Regions from separate parts of the Homo sapiens genome. Here all the other regions are linked to region 3. A link is a loop called in an ENCODE intact Hi-C map of the cell type or tissue named here. Cell type or tissue: PC-3. All regions are shown on one strand. Each heading gives the region's core, and the rest is flanking DNA. Links, peaks and the distances in the headings are about the cores only.

Region 1 (7,881 bases), core at 1,076-6,075, 100 kb after region 3:
TAATTTTTTTATCCGCAATTTACATATCCTCTTCCATGAAATGTCTTTTCATGCCTAACTTCCAATAGAATTGTTGGGGTTTTTTATTGTTGACTCTCTCTCTCTATTGCCCAGGCTAGAGTGCAATGGTGTGATCCCGACTCACTGCAACCTCCACCTCCTGGGTCCAAGCCATTCTCCTGCCTCAGCCTCCCGAGTAGCAAAAGTTCTTTATATACTGTATATTTTAGTCTCTCTGAATATGTGGTGTGCAATTATTGTTTTTCCAGTCTATAGCTTGCGTTTTCATCTTCTTAACAAGTCTTTCATAAAGGAAAAGTTTTTTCGATAAAGCCAAATTTATGTTTTTCCTTTCTATGTATCATGTTTTTGGTTTGAAGTCTAAGAATTTTTTACCTAGTCTTAAATCCCTAAGATTTAATATTAAGTTTTATTCTAAAAATGTTATAGTTTTACATTTTACATTTAAGCCCATAGTCCATTTTGATTTAATTTTTGTCCAAGTTTTGAGTCTTAGGTCAAGGTTCATATTTTGTCAATGGATGTCCAATTACTTCAGCACCATTTGTTGGAAAGGCTATCTTTCCTCCACTGAATCTCTTTTGCAACTGTGCAAAAATTTCTGGGACTTCTTGGGTGGGTCTATTTTCAGGTTTCCCATTCTGTTTCATTGATCTCTGTGTCTATTTCTTTGCCAGTTTTACAGAGTCTTGATTACTTTAGCTACATAGTAAGTCTTAACATCCAATAAACTGATTTCTTTTGCTTTGTTGTTTTTCAAAATTGTTTAATCTATTTTTAGTTCCTTTGCCTTTCAATATAAATTTTAGAATAATCTTGCTCATATCTATGAAAAACATCTTGCTGATATTTCCATAGGAATTGCATTAAAGTTGTATGTGAATCTGGGGAGAACTGGCATCTTTGTTAGGTTGAGGCTTCCAACTCATAAGCACAGGATGTGTCCTTGATTTCAATTAGCTCTTCACTGGTTTCTTTGACCAGCATTGTGTAGGCAGCAGCATAAACGTCCTTTACATGTTTTTTTACATTTATACCTAAGCATTTCTCTTTTTTTGAGCAATTGTAAATTATATTATATATTAATTTTGGTGTCCATGTGTTCATTGCTAGTATGGAAAAATACAATTAACCTTTTTATATTTATCTTGTATTCTGCATTGTTGAACTCACTTATTAGTTCTAAGAGATTTCCTACAGATTCCTTCAGATTTTTTATATAGACAAACATGTCATCCACAAATAAACGCAGTTTTCTTTCTCTCTTTCTCATATGTATGTCTTTTATTTACTTTTCTTGGCTTGTTGCATTGGCTAGAAGCTCTGGCAGAATGTTGAATAAGAGTGGTGAAAGTGGACATTCTTTCCTTGTTCCCAATCTTAGGAAAAGTGTTCAGTATTTCTCAATTAAGTAATCCTAGGTGTAGGTTTCTGTAAGTGGTCTTTGTCAAGTTAAGGATGTCATCTTTTCCTATTTTTCTGAGAGCTTTTATCATTAATGGGCACTGAATTCTGTCAAGTAGCTTTTCTCTGTAGATTGATATAATCACGTGATTTTTCTTCTTCAATCTATTAGTATGGTGAACTGCATTGATTAACATTCAATATTAAACCTGCCTTCTATCCTGGGAATAAAACCCATTTGGTAGTGGTGTATAATTCTTTCTATCTATCACTGCATTTTATTTGCTAATATATTGTTAAGGATTTTTTGTTTACATTCATGAAGGTCTATAATTTTATTTTTGAACTGCCCTTGTCTGGTTTTGGTATCAAGGTAATACTAGTTTCATAAAATAAATTGGAAAGTGTTTTCTCTCTTCTCTATTCTGGAAGACATTGTATAGAATTGGTGTTAATTCTGCTGTACCCATATGGTAGTATTCTCCATTGAAACCATCTGGGATTGGAGACTTCTCTTTTGGGGAGTTATTAAATTAAAATTTCAATTTCCTTCATTGTTATAAAAGTATTCAAATTTTCTGTTTCATATTGGGTAAATTACGTTTTTTTTTTTTCAAGAAATTTGCCCATTTCATTTAAGTTGTCAAACTTATGTGTGTAGAGTTGTTTATAGTATTTCCTTTCTATCCTTTGCTGTCTGGAAGGTCTGTAGTGATTTCTCCTGCTTCACTCCTGAGATGGTATTTTGTGTCTTCTCTCCTTTTCTTTGTCAGTCTTGCTAGTGGTGTGTCAGTTTTATTAATCTTTTTAAAGAATCAACTCTTTTTTTCATTGATTTTCTTTATTGCTTTCTGCTTTCACTTTCATTCAGTACTGACTGTATTTTTATTAATTTATCCCTTCTTCTTGCCTTGGACTTATTTGCTCTTCTTTTTCTAGGTTCTTGAGGTAGGAGCTTATATTATTGAGCTGAGAATTGTTTTTCTAATGTGTGCACTTAGTACTATGAATGATAAATGTCTGTCTCTCTTAGCACCACGTTAGCTGTGTACCACAAACATTGATGTATATTTTCATTTTTATTCAGTTCAATTTTTTTTTAACTTGGAGCTTCCTCTTTGACCTATGTGTTATTTAGAAGTGTATTGTCTAGTTTTCAAGTATTTGAAGATTTTCCTCTTATCTTTCTGTTATTAATTTCTATTTTTATTACATTGCAGTCAGAGAACACACTCTCTATGATTTCAATTCTTATAATTTTTTGAGATTTGTTTTATTGCCCGGGATATGGCCAAAATTGGTATTGATTGATGGTGTTCACCTTTTCTCTTTTTCTTGGTCAATCTAGTTAAAGGTTTGTCAGTATGTTGATTTTCACAGAACTAACTTATGGTTTTGATAAACAACATAAAGATGTTGGAGAGCAAGGAGGCATTGGAAATAAACCAAAAGCTGAGTTTTCATTTTGGCCACATGCTCTTCATAATTGTTTATTTTTGGTTTGAAATAAATAAATAAACAAATAAATAAAGGGTTTTTATGTATGATGCTTGTGCTCTAAGTAATTCGGGCAAGAGTGACACCACTGCCTGCCTATCAGCACTTGCAAAGAAAAACCAATTACTGTCAGCCCCCTTCAAAAAAATGTATCTGCTAAAATTGCTTGATGACATGGAAATCCACACTGAGGTGCTTATACCCAGGGGCAACCAAGTCTCCCCTGCAGCTGGGGCCTATAACCATATTTCCTTCATTTCACAAAAATCAAAAGTTTAGGAACCACGAGGAAGGAGCAAGAATAAACACCACTACAAACCTCAAACCAACAGCGCTGAGAGATTACAGCAGCCTCACCCTGCCATTTGGGGCTAGAGACTGCTCACATTTATTCTGTGGTCAGCGTCCATTGGAAAGCAACGCAGCACACACCACGGCTGTGTTTGAGCTGATATTCACTAACACTGAACTAACTGCATTCCAATCCAAAGACTTCGCAAGTGCCCTCTTTCTTAACTGGGAATCTGGCAGAATGTTATATTTAAATATCAAACGTTGTTAATCATGTCAGCGGTACTTTAGTTTGGATAAAATGTCTTTCCTATTGTAGCTAATTGCTTGAATATCTGCAGACTGATATACTCTTTGTAGACATTTATGCTGTCCTCTTTTTATAACTTTATTTCATTTTCTCTTCATTTCTGGTGTTGACTCAAAGGGCCTTTATCACCTCATGCTGATAATCTGTGCTTTATGGCCGCTGGTGTGATTGGGAGCAGTTGAAGCCGCGTGCAATAATACACACATATAAATATTTGAACAGGAAAAAGAAGGTCTGTCTGATGTAGACCAAGGAAGAAATGCATTTAAACAAATAATGCCACTAGAGGGACCTTGACTCTGAACCACGAATAGGCAGGGTCAGACTTGGAAGGGCACCCTCTCATTGCCCGGCTTGTACGGGTGGGCGCTAGTGCCACGGCCCATTTTAAAAAGCAGGTTCTTCCAGGCCCCATGGCACAGGGAGCCGAGCTGGGTCCATGCCAGCAGGCTTATGACGTCATTGTTGTAGCTTGCTTATTTGGTCAGGATCACTAAAATAATTCCCTTTGAGAAGAATAAATTTGCTCTTGCAGAAAGTTAAAGACCTGAGAGGTTTTAATTAGTTTACCCTGCCCTCGCCTTTGGTCGCCAAACGTTATTGCAGAGTTCAAAGAACATGATGTTGTGTGTCTCCCTTTCCCATTTTTGCGTGGGGGCCTTTTCCCCCTTTTTAGCACCTCCTGTGAATAGTTGAAAATGAGTGGCAAAATGACATTCGACTTAGAAAGTAAGAGCACCAGGAAGCAAAACTGGAGGCAAACACAGCAGCTAATTTCACCAGGCATAGCTGGTGCTGTCCGCGGTTGTCCCTGACAGCGCGGCCGACACAGAACCACCTGTGTTTGCTCACTAGCTTTCCCCAATCTGCGAGAAAATGGCCCGGGCCGGTCACATGGCAGCCAGATAGGCCAGGCACCATGGGAATACAAAAGCCGGAGCTTTTAGCAGAGTTAATCATTAATGCGCCTTTTCTTTGTCCCATTCAGGAGTGCTGACAGGGCTTTGATAGCCTGTATTTGCCATCAGCCGGCTGCAGTCCTAGCCAGGTACTAATGAGACCCCTGGCTCCAGGCTCCCTGGCAGAGCCCAGAGCCCAGCCTGGACCCAGGTGCTGCCATCAACCTGAAGCCTGCCTGCCCCCTGAGCTCCCTCCTGCTGCCCGCTGTGCCCCCACTCCTTAGGCCTTGTTCTGGTTGATCACCCACCTGCCTGGAATCCTGCACGTTTCTGCAAAGCATCTGCCTGAGTTCAGCGAAGCAAGGCTAGGAAATGTGTGATTATAAAGCCCATAATCCTCTCTTCCCCTGTGTCATCCTTCCCCCAGCTAGGAAAAAAAAAAAAAAAATTAGAAAGCTAAGCTGAATTTTTTTTTTGTTTGTTTGGATGTGTACCAAGGATGGATTGTTTTGCCCTAACATCAGTGGGGTGTTTTCTTTCCAAAACTTAGCTTAGAGAGTCACCCACGGGTATATTCTAATATTTCCACTCAGCAAGTAAAATGCAGGTGTCCCTGACAGCAATTTTTTTAAATAGAAAACCTCACCTTAACATCCTTAATGGTAAGTAGCTTGTGTGTCAACATGACTGGAGCTAGGGTGAATGAGAACCACATTAAAACCTTCCAGCTACCAGTTCTTTTTTTTTTTTCTTTTTTCTTTTGTGATGGAGTCTTGCTCTGTCGCCCAGGCTGGAGTGCAGTGGTGCGATCTCGGCTCACTGCAACCTCCGCCTCCTGGGTTCAAGCAATTCTCCTGCCTCAGCCTCCTGAGTAGCTGGGACTGCAGGCGCATGCCACCACTCCTGGCTAATTTTTGTATTATTAGTAGAGATGGGGTTTCACCACATTGGCCAGGCTGGTCTTGAACTCCTGACCTTGTGATCTGCCCACATTGGTCTCCCAAATTCGGTTCTTTTATTTGAAATCACCACCCTCCCAAGAACGAGATATCCCAACCTTCTGATTTTATGCTTGGCCTCCAGCGTGCTCAAAATGTTCTTCAGATTTGTGCTACCATCTTACCACTAGCCTTCTCAAAAACATAAACCACAAATGCACCATTGTCCTTTAAGAGTAGTTGAAAACAAGCAAATCAGCATCTTTGAAACCTGGCTTAATAAAGAATAGAGATTTTAAAGTTTGAGGGAATTAAAGAGCAGAGATTTTTTTCTAGGAACTGTACACATGAAAATTTTGCTGATGGCTGCTGATGATATATAAAGGCATTGCCAGTAAACGTATTACACTAAATGCATGGTACTGCCAATGGTTCTCATATCTCCCTTTCTCCAGCGTCAAAATACCTTTAAAGATCATATCCAATTGATCTTTACAACATCTAGGGCATATTGGATGATGTCAAATTGTATTGCTATCTTTTTTTTTTTTTTTAGCAAATGAGGAAGCAAAAGTTGACTTGGAAGTGAAACAACAGACGGATCAATAGATCCCAGAAGGATGTGATTGTGTGGCCACTATTTCGGGATGGAGTGACAGCTTGCCATTGCATGCTACTTCATGCACCTTGTGGCCTGGTTTCATTCTTAAGGAAATTGTCCATCCTCCCTCAATTTTACTGGGCACCTTCTATGTACTGCAGAGCACTTGGCTCTAGAGGGAGCAAAGACAGATGTAATATGGTTCCTGCCACTGAGAAGCAGTTCAGAAGGCACAACATGTACTACAAAAAAACACAGCTCAGGGAGAGAAAGTGTATGGCATTTCACTGCTGTATGAAGAAATGCCTAAGTACTTTCATCCTGGCAGAGGTTAGCCCCAGATCTGAAAACTCTCCAGAGGAAGGAAAAGCTGATGATTTCAGAGGTCCTGGATGTTAGAATGTGGAAGGCACCCAATTCAAATAATGTTATCAGTTTTAACATAATGAGCAGCTCCATAGTGTCATCGGCTTTTATTTTTTTAAATGCTCTTCATACAGGTAGCATGAACACAGTTTATAACCTCTCTATTCCATTTGATCACAAGCTCTTCAACCACAGATTTGTACATAAGGTTAGAGTTGACTCTACTTTTTAAAAATTCCATCTTTGAAGTAGAATGATAGTTACCAAAGGTTGGAAAATGGGAGTGGGGGAGTGGGAAAGGGGAGATGGTCAATGGGTACAAAAATATAGTTAGAATGAATCAGAGCTGGTATGTGATAGCACCGTAGGATGAGTACAGTCAACAATAATTTATTGTGCATTTAAAAATAACTAAAAGAGCATAATTTGATTGTTTATGATGCAAAGAAAGGATAAATGCTTGTGGTGATAGATATCCCATTTACCCTGCTATGATTATGACACATTGTATGCCTGTATAAAAATGTCTCATGTATCCCATAAATATATACTCCTACTATGTACTGGCAAAATTTAAAAAATTAAAAAAAAAATCTTTCTTTGTTCCTCCACCACATGCAGTTGGTCTAAAATACAACCTTTGGCTTTGAAGGAGGCAAAGCTCTTGACTAAGCATGCATTCAATTAAATGTATTTCAATGTGCCCAAAGAAGATAAAATAGAATATTATTTTGTTATTTGGGGGGCAAAGTGATCTGAATCTCTCATTGGGATAATCAGCAATTAAATGGCTATATGAGCCACATAATGCAAGTCAAGTTAACATATTGATAGTGAAGTATTGATATTAATTCATATGGACATTCTCCTATAATTGTTAAAGTGGATTGAATCAAAAGAGAAAGAGGGATGTGTAGTGTGCATAGTCTCATTTTCTGGGAAAATAATGGATATCTTAGTTTAACACCCCCTAAGTCAAGAATTTGAGTGCAAATTGTTTATGTGGAAGGTGATCCCAGGAAACGTGGCAATGGAGAGGAGAGAGGAGAGAAAACAATCACTGACAGGTGTGTGTGATCAGTTCATCGCTGTGGGAGACGGGAGCTCGGCCCTGCAGGGAACCCAGTGAGAAACTGTGCAAAGCCCACTCCAAGATTGTCCACGAGCAAAAGGGAAGCTGGGTTATTTGCCCACCAACTCCTGTCCTTCATTGATTGAGGATGCTTCCTGGATGTGTCAACTCTCCACCACTCTGGCCACCCCAGCCACTGGGGCATACACTCTCCCCACAGGATGTATTCCATACGTAGGGAGATGTCTGCAGGTGACCTCTGATGGGCCAACGGAATATGACCAATGCTTCATCACAAACTTCACTGAAGGGGAAGCAGAGGGCAGAGAAATGAAGCTAGCACTGGGGCCAATTGAAGTCTACACAGTGTATAAGCAGAGCCCTTGGCCCTCTAAATATAAGGGGAAAAAAGATGCTGCTTCTTGGATAAACCACAGTTATTTCCGGTGCCTTCTGTTTGCAATATAAGGATGCTATCGAAT
Region 2 (7,881 bases), core at 960-5,959, 67 kb after region 3:
GATAAATCAACAAAAGCCCTGTTTGCACAACGCAAGCCAAATGCAAATCCCTCATCCTTGAGAGTGAGTCTAATGATCATTTTTCAGTGTTATAAAAGGTGCCATATCAATGCATCTTACTAATTCTCACCTTGGCTTCTAAGAAACCTCCTCTGGCTGCCTTCCTTCAAAGAAAATCCACAGATAAATAAAACCTCTCAAGGAACACCATAGGTGGTAAACACATCTGAGGGGAAAGAAAATTGCTTCAGGATGCAGTTAGCGGGCATATTCCCCACTATCTCTCCCTTGTATTTGGGCAGCCAGTTCAACCGTGTGTGCTTCTTCATCTGCAAAAGGGTTTTAACATGGATCTGATGCAGGCTCTGAGAGCAATTTAAATAGCGTGGCTAAGACCTTGTTAACCTCTCCTTGTTATGAGCTGGGACTCAGGCATGTGGCCGAATCCATATAACCCTCTATTTCCTTACCCTAGGATGGTTGAAAGGATTAAATGCATTCACTTATTTGTTCCTTCACCCAAGAAATATATATTTGGCACCTACTCTGTGCCAGAAACAGACTGGGCTTGGGATACCCAGGTGAACCAAACAGTTGTGGCCAAAGGAAAGAAGGTTAGTGGCAGTGAGGCAGTGAAAACAAAGAGACGAAGACAAAAAACTGAGGCTGACAACGTCGGCATGAGCCAAACCATACCAGGCCTCAAAGGAGCTTGGTGTTTGTGCTAAGAACTATTGGAAACCACTAAAGGGCATGAAGCAAGAGAATGAGTGGCATGAGAAGAAATTAGGAGGCAAGTGGAGAATGGATGAGCTAAGTGCCAATAACAAGGTCACCAGACCAGTGTCTGGCACAGCACAAATGTTCAACAAATAGAAGTTCTTGCCGCTCCCCTTGCACCCATCCCCTCAGAAGCCAGAGTTATTATCCTGTCCTTAACCACCTCCTCTAAGGTAATATTACCTAGTAACTGTTAAGCTATTACCTGCCTCCATGATCCAATTATCCACTTGGGGGCAAAGATCATTTCTTCTTTGGGAGGAGGAAATTGGAAATTAAGTTTTATGATCTAAGGTAGAAAAGGCTTCTGTTTGACAAGAATCATTGTAAAATTATTGCACATTTCATATCAACGTGTGTAGCTAACTACTATACAAAAGAGGTTATGGGATTCTAGAAATGATATTTATGATCAAAGGCAGCTCAAATGGTTGGGCAAACGTGAAAGAGATATACACAGATATAATATAATCATGTGCCCTTAAAAACAAGTTGGCAGGTTGGCTCAGTCGATTTTTGGTAAATAGAGTAAGTATTTAAAATAACAAGGGCAGCTAATTAGGTATATATCCTATTCATGAAAATTTGCTATTATGTAAGACCTATGAGTTGTTGATCATAAGACTTTATTTTGAAAAACGTTGGAATATATATGTTTATAAAGATAAATGCATCTAAACAATTGTGTCTGGACAATGAGATTTCTTTTGTGCTGTTTAAAATACACAAAAGATGGACAGAGACAGACACAGAACTATGTCGCCATCAAAGAGTTTCAAAGAAACCAATGACTAGGTGTTAGTTAGATGCTTTCAAAAAACTAAAATCTAAGAACCACCAGATGGGTTTATTTTGCTACATTTAGATAAAGACAAACAAAGAAGTGACAAACCCATTACTGGATATAGATTTAATAATCTATCAAGAAGAGTGATTTTTAAATTGGAAATTTGAAGGAGAGATTCAAAAATCCAGAATTGGTGAAGGGCTAAGAAATTGTCCAACTTTACAATGGAAATGGAAAGATCTGGCAGATGAAATCTTAGGGTTTTACTTGATAAGTAAAAAGAGAAACCAATCATGAGAATTGTCAGAAGGCTAGGAAGAAGCAAATGTTGCCATATCGTTCAAAGAATTATTAGGCTACATTCTGGAAATGATGAGAAAATTTGTAGTTGATCCCTAAGAAAATTCAAGAATAAAATTTCAATCATATGACTTCAGAGCTCTTAGAAAGGAATGAGCATCAGGAGTCAAAATAAGTTCACAACAAACAAACCCTTCCACATAGTTGTTGATGTTGGTTTTCATTGTGTTACCAAAGAGGGGGGATCAGGATCAGGCAATAGATCCACTGGGTATATTTCTGGGAAACATGGACAACAACCAGGAAAAAGAGAATTGTTCCAGGTACCTCTAAATCAGAAACGTTTATTGCCAAAGTAAAATGAAGATGAATTCCTCGCTGTGTTCAGTCATGTTTGGTAATCCATCTGCTTTATATTCAGGTTTTTATTCTGGGTTTTCTTTGAGCATGGGTGGACAAATCTATGTATAAAGCATTTCCTGCAAATTAGGCCATGCACAGTAAAAAGTTAACTTGTGACTTTCTAGACAAATGCCATTTCATATCATTACTCCTATTGATATTTATGCTATCCTTTCTAGCATATGAACAATAAGTTACTATCATTTTCTAGACAAATTAAAGCTTTAGTGACTTGTAGAAAAGCGATTGGGTTTGGAATTCGCTAAGCGATAATCATTCCATCGCCCTAGACTAGTAATGCTGGGCGAATGAAGTTAAAACTCCATGATGAACATGGAGAAAAGCACCCATCCTTTTGGAAGAGTTTTAGCTTGGCAAGGAAACTGGCAAGTTTTGCTTTAATGTAGATAGTGGTACCTGCATTCTCAACCAGAGCTCCATTCCAACATGGCCCCGGAGAAGCTCTGTACAGCGGAGCCCTCACATCATCTGCACTATATGTACACTTGGTCAGGCTGTGTAAACTTTGACATGTGGGTGTCAATCTTTCTCATATTTGCAGATGGCTTTATCAGAGCGTGATTAGTTTCCAGAACAAATTTGAGCAAAAGAAAACATTACCTACAGTATGTAAGCCAACAGACCAGCTAGTTTTCAGATTTGTCTATTTACATGGGCACTAGATGTTTTGCTAAGGCTCTCTAACACTGATGGTAATTGAACAGTGCCAGTGTGTTAGTGGAAGCTGATGAGTTGTAAAGGTTTTATAAACAACTAGGGTGGATTTGGCCACAGCCTTTCTAGTAATGTTTGTTAATCTCCCTGAGCAAGTGTGCACCTAACACAATGTAAATACTCCAGAATTTGGAGGTGTCAATAGTGTAACTTTTACTGTTTGTAAAATCATTCTTTGATATCATCAGTAAGTTTACTGAATGTCCCATGGCCAAATATAATAAAACCTTAAGTAAGCGCTTACAGAGAAATAAGGGAAAACATGTGTTTTATTTTTACCCCGCTGCATGTTTGTTAAAGGATCACCGTAGACTGATAAATAGAGTCATGACTGTGCCTGTGTGTAGATTTCCATCTGGATTTCAGTTAAGGCTAGTTTTACTCTATGCTGAGGAGGAAAAGTATCTTTACAATTATTAGATGGCTAGTTTACCTATTTCACTGAGAAAGACTTACCTTAGAACTTTCAGGGAAAATCTTTACTGATCTCAAATTATCAGCAAATTCAAAATTTCTTTAAGATTAATTTCAAGTAGAATTGAGGGTGTGGGTGTAGCTGGTAAAATCTGTGTTCAGAAATTCTTGTGCACACACCTGTTTTTGGGTGTGGCTGTGCTTTCCAATGATGTCAAATCCCATTATTCCTCAGCTCCCTTGTTAACCGCTAGAGGGCGGATCCATTTCCAAGGGTTTCCTGGGCAAGAGGGAAAATCCTTCTGAACATCAAAAGAAAAATAGTTAAAAGTTTTCTGTTTTTTTTCTCTTTTTCCCTTTTTTTTTCTGTGAAGAGTCTCATCCCCACCCACCCCCTGCATTGTTGATGTCTGTGAAAACTTTGGGAATATGCAGTGTCCTAGTGCATCTGATAAGACTACAGCCCCGGAGGTTAACAAGCAGCCCCTCTGGCTGCAGTATTGATGCAGAGGAAATGAAATGGCGGTGACATTTTAAAGAGGAATTTGTGAACCACAGATATGAGCATGGCTAGCGCAGCATAGTGGCACATAAAATCAATACAAATAACCCGAACCTTAATACCTTGATCCAGGGAAGAGACTAGCTTTATCAGACGCCAGGCGGGGAGCGGCCGGTGGGCCACCTGCGCTGGGTGTGCTATTGACCTACTCTGGAGAGGCGTTAAGCCAACCACAATTAGGAGGATTTCTTTTTTAGAGATGCCTTTTGCTAGAGAGAATTTTCTGGGGAAATGTGTGTCATAATAAAAATAATCTTTGAAACACCTCCTTGCAGCAAACTTGATCATACCACATTGTCATTGTCAAAACTAAGACACTATATTTTTTCTCCAAATTTTACAAATTGTCTCTGCTTTATATACACACACACACATACACACACACACATATGTATCTGTGAAAATCGTCTGAAGATGTACTGCCTTCCCCTTCTATAGTTTCTAAAGGCTGAGAATAAAACTTCTATTTTGTGAGATTACAATTACTGCTCTTACTGTTCACTGCAAGAGGAAAAAGTCATTTTCTCTTCTTTGTAGCATGAAATTCTTATTGTGCATAACTAAGTTTATGCAGCTAGCTAAAAAATCAATGGGAGCTAAGACCTGGCATTATAAAAGGGTGGGACTCTATTGATTGCAATATTAAATTTTCCCTCTTTGCATAATTTCATTTAAAAAACAGGCTGAAAAAACCTGTGATCAATTTAATTTGGAAAATGTATTTTTGAAGAATATCCTTTCTGTTTTTTGTTTTACTTCTTCTTGAGATGTTATGACAAAGAGCGACTTCATTTTTCAAAACTATGAAAACCCTTAAGCACAGGTAACACTGTTTTAGATTTTATAAGATATGTGGGGTAAACTCAGGAAATAGAGGTTGGGGGGAGGCACAATCTTTCCCATGCACATCTTTTTGGCAATTTTCCTTGTGTGTAGCTCTTGTCAGGTTTTATTTGCAAAGAATTAGAAGGCCATGCAAACACAAGACCTATCAGAGTGTAGATTACTCCTGATGTTGGAGTGGAAAACCAAGTATCCTCTGAAATCAATCTCCTGTTTCCAGATAGATGTATGAGTAACCAAGTGTCCCCCTTGAATAAGAAGCACAGATTTGGCTGAACAGAAATAGGGCAATCTTTCAATAGTGGGAGACTAACTCTCACAAAACAGAAAAAATAGAAAGAATTTATTTTCTTTGTCATATTCAATGCTTGAATGGAAAGCAAGTACCTGCCTTCTCTAGGTCTGTGTGAAGAAGAGGACAAGATGGTGGATTTCTTTCCATTATTAATGATTGACTTTTCAAAAGAGTTACTTCTGTCTTTTAATTCTGTAGGATGAGGGTGTCTGTGCACAAGAGGTGTTTGTTGTGTAGCACTTTGTCTCGATGAACTGTGATGTCATGGAAAACCCAACAGCCTCTCCTGGTCCACACACAGGAGTGTGGCTTGGTCTTAGGGCCAAACACATCCCAGTCTTGGCCTGAATTTCGGTTTCTCCCTGCCCTCACCTGCCTTGGACAAGCCAGGTGCACGAGTCCTAATGCTGAAAGCTCTCAGGAGACAAAACCCCTCCGTTCCGAAAACTTCCAAGTCCTGTGCAAATGCACGTATGAACCCAGGGCTTGAGAAGGTGAAAGCCACAGTGGCGTGGAATTGCATGTGTGAGTGTGTGTACAGAGTAACTCTGTTTGTTTGTAGGTCCTTAGTAGAAGGGTGTCTAATGTTGACTTTTTGAGGCTAATATTGTTTGAATTTTCTATCCTGACTCTAAGCCACCTTACAGAGGGCTCTTTTTCCCATGCTGTTTGTACACTCATTACCTTTTAAAATGTCTTGAAGTAGTAAACAGTTCAACAGTTCTCCCTTCCATCCACCCATTGTCAAGAATAATGGGGGCCAGACTGCCAAGTGCAGCGTTAGATGTTGTCGCCTGCTGCTGGCCCTGGCCATAAATATTTGGAGCTTTGGGGCAATCATTCGTACACACTATGCAGTTCAACAAATCCTTCATGAAAACCCAGTCGGTTACCCTGAGAAAAATGTGTGGCCCAAGACATATTTATCGGGGTGGATTTCTAGTAATGTGATTGACACAAGGCTCTTGTTTTTTTGGTTGATAATTTGTTGTAAAGGAAGTAAGAGATGGTGTAACATACAGGCTTTCTCTGCATGTGTGTGAATGTGTATTTGCATGGGTGTTTCCTTTCACTTGAATTGAACTCCTAAAGACCACACTGTATTTTTCCTTAGTTTGAGCAACAGAGAGAGGGTTGTGACTTTCTTCTCAGGGTAGAAAGAAAATCATTTAATTTTAGCCACTTTATTCCTGGTCTTTGTGTATGAAGAAATGAATCCACATCTCTATTCCTTTGGCTTAGGACAGGGCACGGGGAGGTGGGGTATGCTTGGAAAAGGCCAGGGAACAGGGGGCGTATCCATCTGACTCCTTGACATTCTTCCAGGGAGAATCCTCCTTTGTTCCTTCAGGCAAGTGAGTTAGAGAAGGCTTGTAATTACTACATTGTCACGTTAAATTAAAAGCAATGCCCTCCTGGTGGCCTGTCAGCTTAAGAGGCATCCCTCTCTTTCAGGGCTCTGATGTGGCTCCTGCCAGGCCCTTATTGTGCTGGTGAAAAGGCCAAGTGAGTCTCAGCCTATTCCCATCCAGAGACATTCTGGAGTAGGATCCTGGTACATTTCTGCCTTAGGGTTGTGTGTGAGTCTGTGTGTGTATTTTAAGTTTGAAAGCAGACTGGCTTGGCTCTTATACAATCTCTACTCTGAAGTACATCTGGCAAAGACACCGTGGCTCTTTGGAGGCTGTTGATTCCACGGTGAATAGAACAGGGCCAGCATGCCCCGGGATGAGGCATGTCAAAGGAGCATCCAACCGCAGTCTCCAGGAGGAAGGTAGGAGCCAATGCCATCACTAGGGACCCAATGCCTTCTTTGAAAATTACCTTCCTTGTGGACTAACGTGTTTTCAGGAGAAAACCATTGCATTATAACTAAAGGCTGCATAGAGACCTTGTCAGCCTCAGCCTGAGATGACAGTATTCAGAGCATATCCTTACCTGGACAAGGACTTTGGGGTTCAGAACCTAGTTTTGAAAGAACTAACCTCAAATTCCCATCTTCAAATGTCTCTGAGCAAGAACTTGGACAAGTCGCTTGGGCCCCGTGAATCTCCTTGCAACCTACCAGAGACTATTTTCTATGTTATCTGTTGCAGCGACTGTCAATGAGCTTATATGAGTGAAGCGAATTCTAAATTGCCAAGTAAATAAAGATTTGGTATTTAGGAAAGAGAACAGGCTATCTAGTGTGTTACCTGTGTTTGGAAGGAGTTAAAAGGAAAATGCTTGATCAAGGCAAGAAACAAGGTTAAAAGTACTCAAGGCTTTTTTCCCAGAAGTTTTATCGAGTCTCATTAGGGAGTCTAACATAGAAGGGTCTCCCTCTAAGCAGACTAAACTGCTGGCATTTACTGCAGGTTATAAATAGAGAAGCAAATCTCTAAAACTAGTTTAGGGTCATGGAAAGGACTACTTTCAATCAATTCCTCATAAATAATATTAGGAACATAATTTCTAATAAGTTACTCTTGCACATTGGTTTCTCTGAGAAACAGACACTGAGATAGAATTGGGAGTGCAGAGTTTATTGGGGGATAACAGTGTTAAAGCAAAAGGGAGGAAGGAAAAAGTTGGAAGGGTCATTGGACCACAGTGCAGACCTGGCAAAGTCTGTGTCCACCACAATGGGAGCTCAGAGAAAAGGCGACCCCTTGGAAGAACCCCTCACTGGGCAGAAGTTGCAAGGATCTTGTACCACTGCTGTGCTCTGGCACTGGCCAGGGGCTGCCCTGTAAGAGCTCACAAGCTGAGATGTGTCTGGAG
Region 3 (7,881 bases), core at 1,009-6,008:
GTAGCTTTCCTATATTAGCTATGTTTAGATACACAAATACTTACCGTTGTGTTACAACTGCCTACAGTATTTGGTACAGCAACGTGCTGCCCCAGTGTGTAGTCCAGGAGCAATAGGCTAATGCCACATAGCCTGGGGGTGTAGCAGGTTCTACCATCTAGATTTGTGCAAGTACACTCCATGATGTTCACACAACAGCAAAATAGCCTAACAATGCATTTCTCAGAATATACTCACTCGGTTAAGCAACGTGTTTGTACTTTTCTTGTGACTTGAATCACTTCCGTTTTAAATCTGTAAGAAGCTGAAATACTATATCCTCTTTCTTTCTTTTAATAAACGAGTAGGAGACAGTGCACCTGGGCTCACTCGTCAGAGAGGCTGACCCATGTGAAAGGCAAGGAGTCCTGCCCCAGTCACTCATGCCTGTCGCCCATTATTTTAGTGAATTGTGGTGAAAACCCCAGCTCCATATAGGCTGGCTGTGTCTAGATGGTACAACTGAGTCAGCTGGGGAACACACAAGGCAGCATTGCAGACCATCATTGCAAAATAGCTGTGCATTCCTTCACCTGAGCTTTTGTGACGGGTGCATTGGGTTGGTAAAATGACTAAAATTATTCAGTTGCCCCTGTTCCGGTTGTAGAAAAATGCTCTTCACACAAGGAATGTTTTTGTGGTTTGCCACATTTGGAAATGTCAGCTACTTTGGAAATGCTGTATTTAGCCTCAAATCCCACACCCATTCAATGCTGTTAACCAGATCTCCAGGGTGTAGCGACAGTGCAAGTCCATGTATTTTGAGATCTATTAATACCTTTTGGTTACCAAGTGGCATTTGCTTCCCGTATATTGCCATGAAACAGAACAGCAAGGTCCAAGTTTGCCCTGGTTTATGAAAAGGACCTCATCGTACTGAGATAGTTTGTCAAAGTTAAAGTTAAAATCCCAGAGGGGCTTTCTTATTCTCCTGTCCTCCCATGAATTTTTGATGCATCAGAAAATCACATTTTAAAGGCATGAAAGTGGGGTGAAGCAACAATTTTCACCAGAACTGTGAGTGTGAAGGAGTGTGTGTGTGTGTGTGTATGTGTGTGTTTTGTTTCTCCAAGTCTGTTTAATGGGAATACTCAATGTTAAGTCTCCCAGTGGTGCCTGAACTTATATATGGTAATATTCACATAAATGCAATATGTGCTTCCCTTTTTTGACATATATATAACTTGTCATTTCATTTCTTGGGACTAATAGGCAAAACTAATATTTCTAGAGAAATCTGAGAAAGCATGTGTGTGCTGTATACACGTGTATGTCCCCAGAGTGTTTTATTGCTTAGAAACCAAAAGGGATCACAAGATTAGAATCTGTGCAGGGCAGCCTAACCTGACCCTGTTCATTGATTCATTCATTCATTCAGTGGGATTTGAGTGCCAACTGCATACCAGGACTATCTGGATGCTTCACTGAATAGAAACCACCCACTGGACTTATTTTGGGGGAGTTGGTAGGGAAAGGGGAGGATGACAGACCATGAAGACAATACTTGAGTAAATTGCTCTCGGCCCTCCTCTCACCCCAAGGGCCCTCTTGGGTAGGGAGGGGTTGGGAGGTCCTCTCCTTAAGGGAGGGGTCTCTCTCAAGCACCTTCCCCCTGTAGCTAAGCAACCCCCAACTAGACCATGTTACTTAAGGGCCTGGCTCAGGTCACCTGCCCCCTTCCCACAACCCCACTCTCCCCGAAATGCCAACCTCATCACTGTGCTGATTCATTCCAAGCCATCCCCTGAAACCTAAAATCCTTTAAAATGCCTCTACCTCTTTCTTTATTAATCCACCCATTTTTCAGATCACCGAGGTACTTTCTGGATGCAGAAGCAATCGGAGTGTCTGCTGTCTGGCAGCAGCTGGTCTCTAAAATTGTTCAGGTCATCATGTCAGATCTTGAGATCGGGCTGAGAATGCGCTTCCTGGCTGGATGACTTGGGTCTCATTTGACTCTGTCCAGCGAGAGACACAGCTCTACTCTTTCTCCCCACCCCAACCCACCCCTCAGGTGCTCTCTTTCCCATTTCCACTTTCTGGATGTGAGGTCTACCCAGACCCTCCTTTCCCAGGTAGGCGGTGTCCTTGGTTTCGGGGGTATGTGGCCCAAATCCCCTCCCTTGTCCTGCCCCAGTGGGTTACAGGAACTTTCTTGCCCACCCCCCACCCAGATACGAGGGGCGAATGAGTGAGTGTCCAAGTCTAACTCCCATGTGAAACACTTTCTATGGAAAAACTAAACTCCAGTTGGTAATGAGAGGGAGACACCACATTCATTCATTCATTCATTCCAAAAGCATTCACCAAGAACTTTCTGGGTACCAGGTCCAGGCAGCCAGGGATCCTCCTGGCACTGAGAGGCACCAACAGACAGCACAGGACTGGCCCATGGGGTCACCAAGGGAGTGCAGGCTTAGTGGAGGGAGTTCCGTCTTTGCCTGGGGAAAGGAGGCAGTTTACTTAAGGATTAGCTGCCCCCACCTGCATGGAAGGTACCTTCTACTCTTCCACAATGCAGGCTATTCAGGTCTGAAAATAACACCGTGTTTCCGGGCCTGGGCCTTGAGCCCCAGGCTGACCAGAAGCTAACCAGCTTGATCTCACATTAGCAGCTTCAGCTTGTTGGCTCACTGGGCAGTGATAACCATGCCAGGGTCTCTTCCAGCCTAGACAGGCTGATTCTATGAAATAAACAAAAGACATCTGAGATGTTTTTCTCATCTGAGACACGGGCCCCTGGGCAAACTCCCCACTCCTGCCCAGAAACTGAGGCCTTCCAACCCTTTCTCCTGTACTCCAGAGCCCCTGGAGGGAGCCTGGCTGTGCCCTTCAGGGGCATTCTCCACTCCCTGTCCTGGTGAAACCTCAAGAATGAAGCGCTTCCTTTTCTGAGAATAGCCACCACATTATTCCATTCATGACCCCATGCTTGCAGAAACGCCATGGTCCTGGAAGCAGCTAGAATAGCATTGTGGCTTGCCAACAGTCCCATCTGAGGGTCATTTATTGCACTTCTCTGTTTCACTTTCCTTGAATATATGGACAAATGCAATAGTTTGTGAAAACTAAAGGTGAAATTTCATATTGCTTGTATGAAAGCAAAATATCCTGCACGAAATAAACTTTCCAACCCTCTTTTCTCCCTCCCTTTTTCCTCTCTGTGCCCCCAACCCCTCCCGCCTTTTTCTCTGCCCTGTTCTTTCTCCTCGTCTCCCTCTCATCTGGCATGCCTAATCAATGGTACCTAATCACTCCTCTACAGGCTGACAGATGAGAAGTTCACTGTATAGAGATGGGTTTCAGAAAAACTGGCAACATCTGTCCCATTCCTAACTCCACCTGATAACCAGTTGTGTTAGTAACATGGTAGAATTCAATTTTGTGTTTTCTGTTAAAAATTCAAGTGCAGAAATCTGGCTGTCCAGGGACTAGAAGAGCGTACCTATCCTGTCTCCTTTGCGAGTACCACTTGGGTGGTTTTTCTCTCCTCTCCTTTAGATGGCACCAGTTTATTGCAGTGTGGCCACCCAGACACTCCCTTCTGCTACCTCAATTAGTATTCATTGTGCAAAAATAAGAAAATTCCTTCATTACGCTGGTGCCTGGTGGCAATCTGATAACTAAGGCGGTGCATCTGCATTTCCATTATAAACCACATTTCTCACTTAGGGTTGTCGCTCAGCAATAAAAACTTGCTAGCAAGGTCTTAACCCTCGGACATTTAAAAATAAACATTGCATTTAGCTTTTAAAGGGTCTGTCTTTTCCTAATTATATATGTCAAGTCTGAGAATTTTTTTTTCTCCATGTGACCAAAAAAGAATTAGGACTTTATCTAGGTTTTTGGAAATTTCAACAAGGTATCAGTTTGTATTAAAATAAAATGCAAAAAGTGAAAGGTATTTCAATAGAAACCAAAGAGGAATATAATCCTTTTAATTTTGAAATTTATCTTCCCAGAGATGTGAATGATGGATGGTCTATTCTATCACCTTCTACTTTTTGTGTCTCTGGTCAAACCTGCTACAATAAGGCAAAGCTAACATCTGCAACAATTAACCAGAACTTCGTCCACAGTGCATTCCTTTAGGAATCACCTAGATCCTCACTGCATTTGCTTCTCCACTGTTTCAGGAGAAACTCAGTCATAAAGCGAATGCAGAGGTGAGGGCTCCTTGTCGAAGGCCTCAGCCACCCACATTCACAGTAAATGGAATTACCTTCTTCATGGGCCCACTTCAAGACTCCTGTGTTTTTCACAATAGTTCGTATTTCAAGTATTCTGTCCTGTTATCAGGCATTGTATCAAATCATGCATCCTGTTTTTTGATCATAAAAATATCTGGCCTGGAAAATATCTGGTCAGATTGGGTTTCCCAGTCTGGAACTTTTTCACACACGGCTTCTACATGAACCAACCAAAATAAAATCTCAAATCAATGTTGGCTTTCTTTCATCTGTACAGATACTCCTTCTTTTAAAAATAATTTGAGATTGGTAGTTACTTAAATGTTTTCTGTTTAACTCTCTGAATGTCATTAAAATTGGAATTTGTGAATTAACATAAAATAGCAAAGTCGTAGATTTTCATCAATTATAATGCTTCCCTGGTCTATATTCACTTTGTGTGATCAAGCTAAAATGTCTCAGGTACACATTTGAACTGATCCACATAGAAGAGTGACATTTGAATGTTTGTTACTGATCTCTCTCCATCTGCTATTAGCTGCTATTGATGTTAAGTGATACCAGTTTGCTCAACTGAAAGGCAGATTTGGGATTAAAGCATAAACAGGTCACAGTTATAAGAGAAAAGAAATGTTGCGCACCAGAGTTAATTGATTGTTTCTCCCTCTTGGGCAGCTTCTGAAATGTATGCAAATGACTAGAGCCACAGATGAAAGAAAGAAGTGAAAGAGAGAAAGAAAGAGTCACACACACAGGTTTTATGGGTCTGTGCTACTCCCTGAAAGTATATGTGATGCCTTTGAAAGGGTATTCAGAGATGAATCATGAGAATGGGAGTAGAATTACTTGTGTGTGTAACTGACACAAATGTGGAAAACAATTCCTTTCTCTTCCTTGTGTTGGCTTCAGACTGCAATCCCCATTTCCCAACATAAAAAAATAGCTAGATCTTGAAATGCCAATTTAATTGTAAGTCAAGATGGATCACCAGGAAGCCTCAGCTAGGCAGGACTTGCCCAAAGTGAGGTGGGGATAGCGTTGGAGCAGAGTAGCAGAAAGAAATTGTGCAGAGAAAGCAGGGTTGGTAAGGTGTATCACAAAGGAGAGTTGACTCTAGGTTGCAGCACTGCAGTAAATTATGAGGAAGAGGATGGGTGCTGTCACTCACAGCTAAGTCAGTTAGGAAAGTCATGAAAGAGAAAAAATGCACCACTATGGTGGTGCTTGGGGTAACTCCCATTATTCAGTGAAGCGAGTTGGAGCAGAAACTTAGGAGGCCACTGAGGTTTCAGAGTGTAAGTGACTGCAGAAGGATAATTTTCACCCAAAACATCAGCATGGAAAAGTGTAACCACTATTGAAGAGGTTGAGAAACTTATTTTATAACAAAACCATGTCTATAACTAAATGTGTCTGTGCCCTTTTAAGTTGCTTGGGGATGGAACCTGCTGACTAGGAATTATACCCCAATTCACTGTGGAGCAGGGGTCCCAAAGAGTAGCAACAAAAGATCAGGTGAGGCTGGGTGCGGTGGCTCACGCCTGTAATCCCAGCACTTTGGGAGGCTAAGGCGGGAGGATTGCTTGAGCCCAGGAGTTTGAAAACAGCCTGAGCAACATGGCAAGACCTTGTCTCTACAAAATTTATTTTAATTAGCCAGGAGTGGTGACATGCACCTGTAGTCCCAGCTACTTGGGAGGCTGAGGTGGGAGGATGGCTTGAGCCCAGAAAGTTGAGACTGCAGCGAGCCGTGTTTGTGCCACTGCATTCCAGCCTAGGTGACAGAGGGAGATCCTGTCTCAAAAAATTTAAAAAAAGGTCATGTGGGTCTCTAAGCCAGAGATGCACCTGACCTCCTCCTCTGCCAGACACACTCCTATTCACCTTTCAAGATCCAAGTCCAATATCACCTTACACCTGTTTGGATGGCTATTATCAAACAATGAAAGAGATATTAAATGTTGGCAACAGTGTGGGGAAAGGGAACCCTTGTACACTGTTGGTCAGACTGTAAATTGGTGCAGCCATTCTTAAAAACAGTATGGAGTTCCCTAAAGACATTAAAAATAGATCTACCCTATGGCCTAAATATCTATCTTCTGGGTACATGCCCGAAGGAAATGAAATCATCACCTTTAAAGATATATGCACTTCTCTGTTTACTGCAGCACTATTCACAATAATCAAGATATGGAAACAACCTAAGTGTCCCTTGACAGACAAATGAATGAGGAAACTGTGGTGTGGCCAGGATGGTCTTGATCTCTGGATCTCATGATCCACCCGCCTTGGCCTCCCAAATTGCTGGGTTTACAGGCGTGAGCCACTGTGCCTGGCCAGGAATATTATTTAATCTTTAAAAAGAAAGAGATCCTGCCATTTGCCACAACGTGGATGAAACCGGAGGACATTATTCTAAGTGAAATAAGTCAGACACAGAAAAAAAAATTTGCATTATCTCAGTTACATATGGAAGCTAAAAAAAAGTCAAATATACAGAGATAGAAAATAAAACAGTGGTTATCTGGACCAGGGGTGGGGTGGGAATAAAGAGATGTAGGTCCAAGGAACAAAGCAGCAGCTATACAGAATGAACAAGTCTAGAGCTAAGGCACAATAAGGGGACTACACTGATGATATTGTACTGTCCTCAGGATTTTTCCCAAATTGGTAGATTTTAGCTGCTCTTGCCACACACAAAAAGAGGGTAACTACCTAAGATGATGGATATGTTCATTTGTTTCACTACAGTAACTATTTTACTACCTCTATATATCCCATAACATCATGTTGTGTACCTTAAATACACATAATCAAAATTATTTTTAAAAACGAGACAGAGAAAGAAACACTCAACTCCACATGCCCCACCCCCTGTGAAAGTTTATTTCTTTCCTCACACCCAATTCTTCCTCTATAGCATTTTGTTCATACTTCCTCTGTATGATATTTACTGCTATAGGACACTTAATAGATTAAAAAGCTGATCATCCCATATGACTGAGTTCTTGATGAGTTCTTGAGTGCTTCAGGATTTGATCTTAGCCATATTTGTATCCTCAGCATTTGGTACAAGGTTTTCAGGTAAAACTAGATAACGTAACTGGTTATTGGCTAATGGACAGGTGGATACATGCATGGATGTTGGGAGGGTCTTGCTCTCGAATTAGTCCTTTATGCTGGAGTGGTTATGAAGAAATAACCAGGGGCAGAAAGCCAGACATTTTTCATTATGGCAATGGCGCACACTTTTGTCCTGTAATTTAGTTTGAAGACAATGTCCATACACCAACCTGTGTTCCCGAATAAATGCCTAAGACTTCTTGGGGTGGGTAGGGGACCAATCTAATTGAGGATGTCATTCCATTATTGGCCCTGGGACACATGTCCACCCTGCTACTCTTGGAGAAAGTTAGTTTGTAGGAGGCATTTGCTGGCTGGAGCTGCGGTCAGTCAGCAGTGAATCATTCAGGTGCCCTGCAGCCGTTTCCTAAGAGACCACACGCTGAGTACCTGCTGAATCATGAGCTTCCGTTGAGTAACAATAGCCACTCTGACAAGCTGGAGGGAGGGTTTTGCTGGAGCAGATACTTGGCACACACCTGAGCTGCCCAATCTGAAATTAAGGGAAGAAAAAGGGAAATGTGCAGCT

Evidence for each region. Hi-C counts contacts between places; a loop is a spot of excess contacts. Peaks named below come from ENCODE experiments on the same cell type or tissue, not always from the same donor. Only the 100,000 strongest peaks of a DNase experiment are listed, where the experiment ranks them.
Region 1: it touches region 3 in a loop (2.9-fold over the local background); 2 of 110 quality-filtered maps call a loop at or near these places.
Region 2: a loop joins it to region 3, with 3 times the contacts of the local background. A loop is called at or near these places in 10 of 110 quality-filtered maps.

The regions. Positions count from the first base shown.
Region 1 is chr20:22,486,569-22,494,449 of GRCh38, forward strand. No RefSeq gene overlaps it. Among named protein-coding and RNA genes, the nearest start is that of LINC00261, 88 kb to the right of the region's middle. In PC-3, for the core only: CTCF peaks have their summits at 3,802 (motif pointing right) and 4,004; a DNase peak (open chromatin) is centred at 3,813.
Region 2 is chr20:22,449,791-22,457,671 of GRCh38, forward strand. LOC105372562 (a long non-coding RNA gene) reads right to left here. Exons shown (of 4, transcript XR_937337.3): 3 at 3,461-3,698. Among named protein-coding and RNA genes, the nearest start is that of LINC00261, 120 kb to the right of the region's middle. RefSeq lists an enhancer at 6,213-7,027. In PC-3, for the core only: CTCF peaks have their summits at 3,661 (motif pointing right) and 3,861; a DNase peak (open chromatin) is centred at 3,651.
Region 3 is chr20:22,382,654-22,390,534 of GRCh38, forward strand. No RefSeq gene overlaps it. Among named protein-coding and RNA genes, the nearest start is that of LINC01427, 100 kb to the left of the region's middle. RefSeq lists enhancers at 7,328-7,881, 7,466-7,881. In PC-3, for the core only: a CTCF peak has its summit at 3,543 (motif pointing right); a DNase peak (open chromatin) is centred at 5,038; H3K4me3 peaks cover 311 bases; H3K27ac peaks cover 1,705 bases.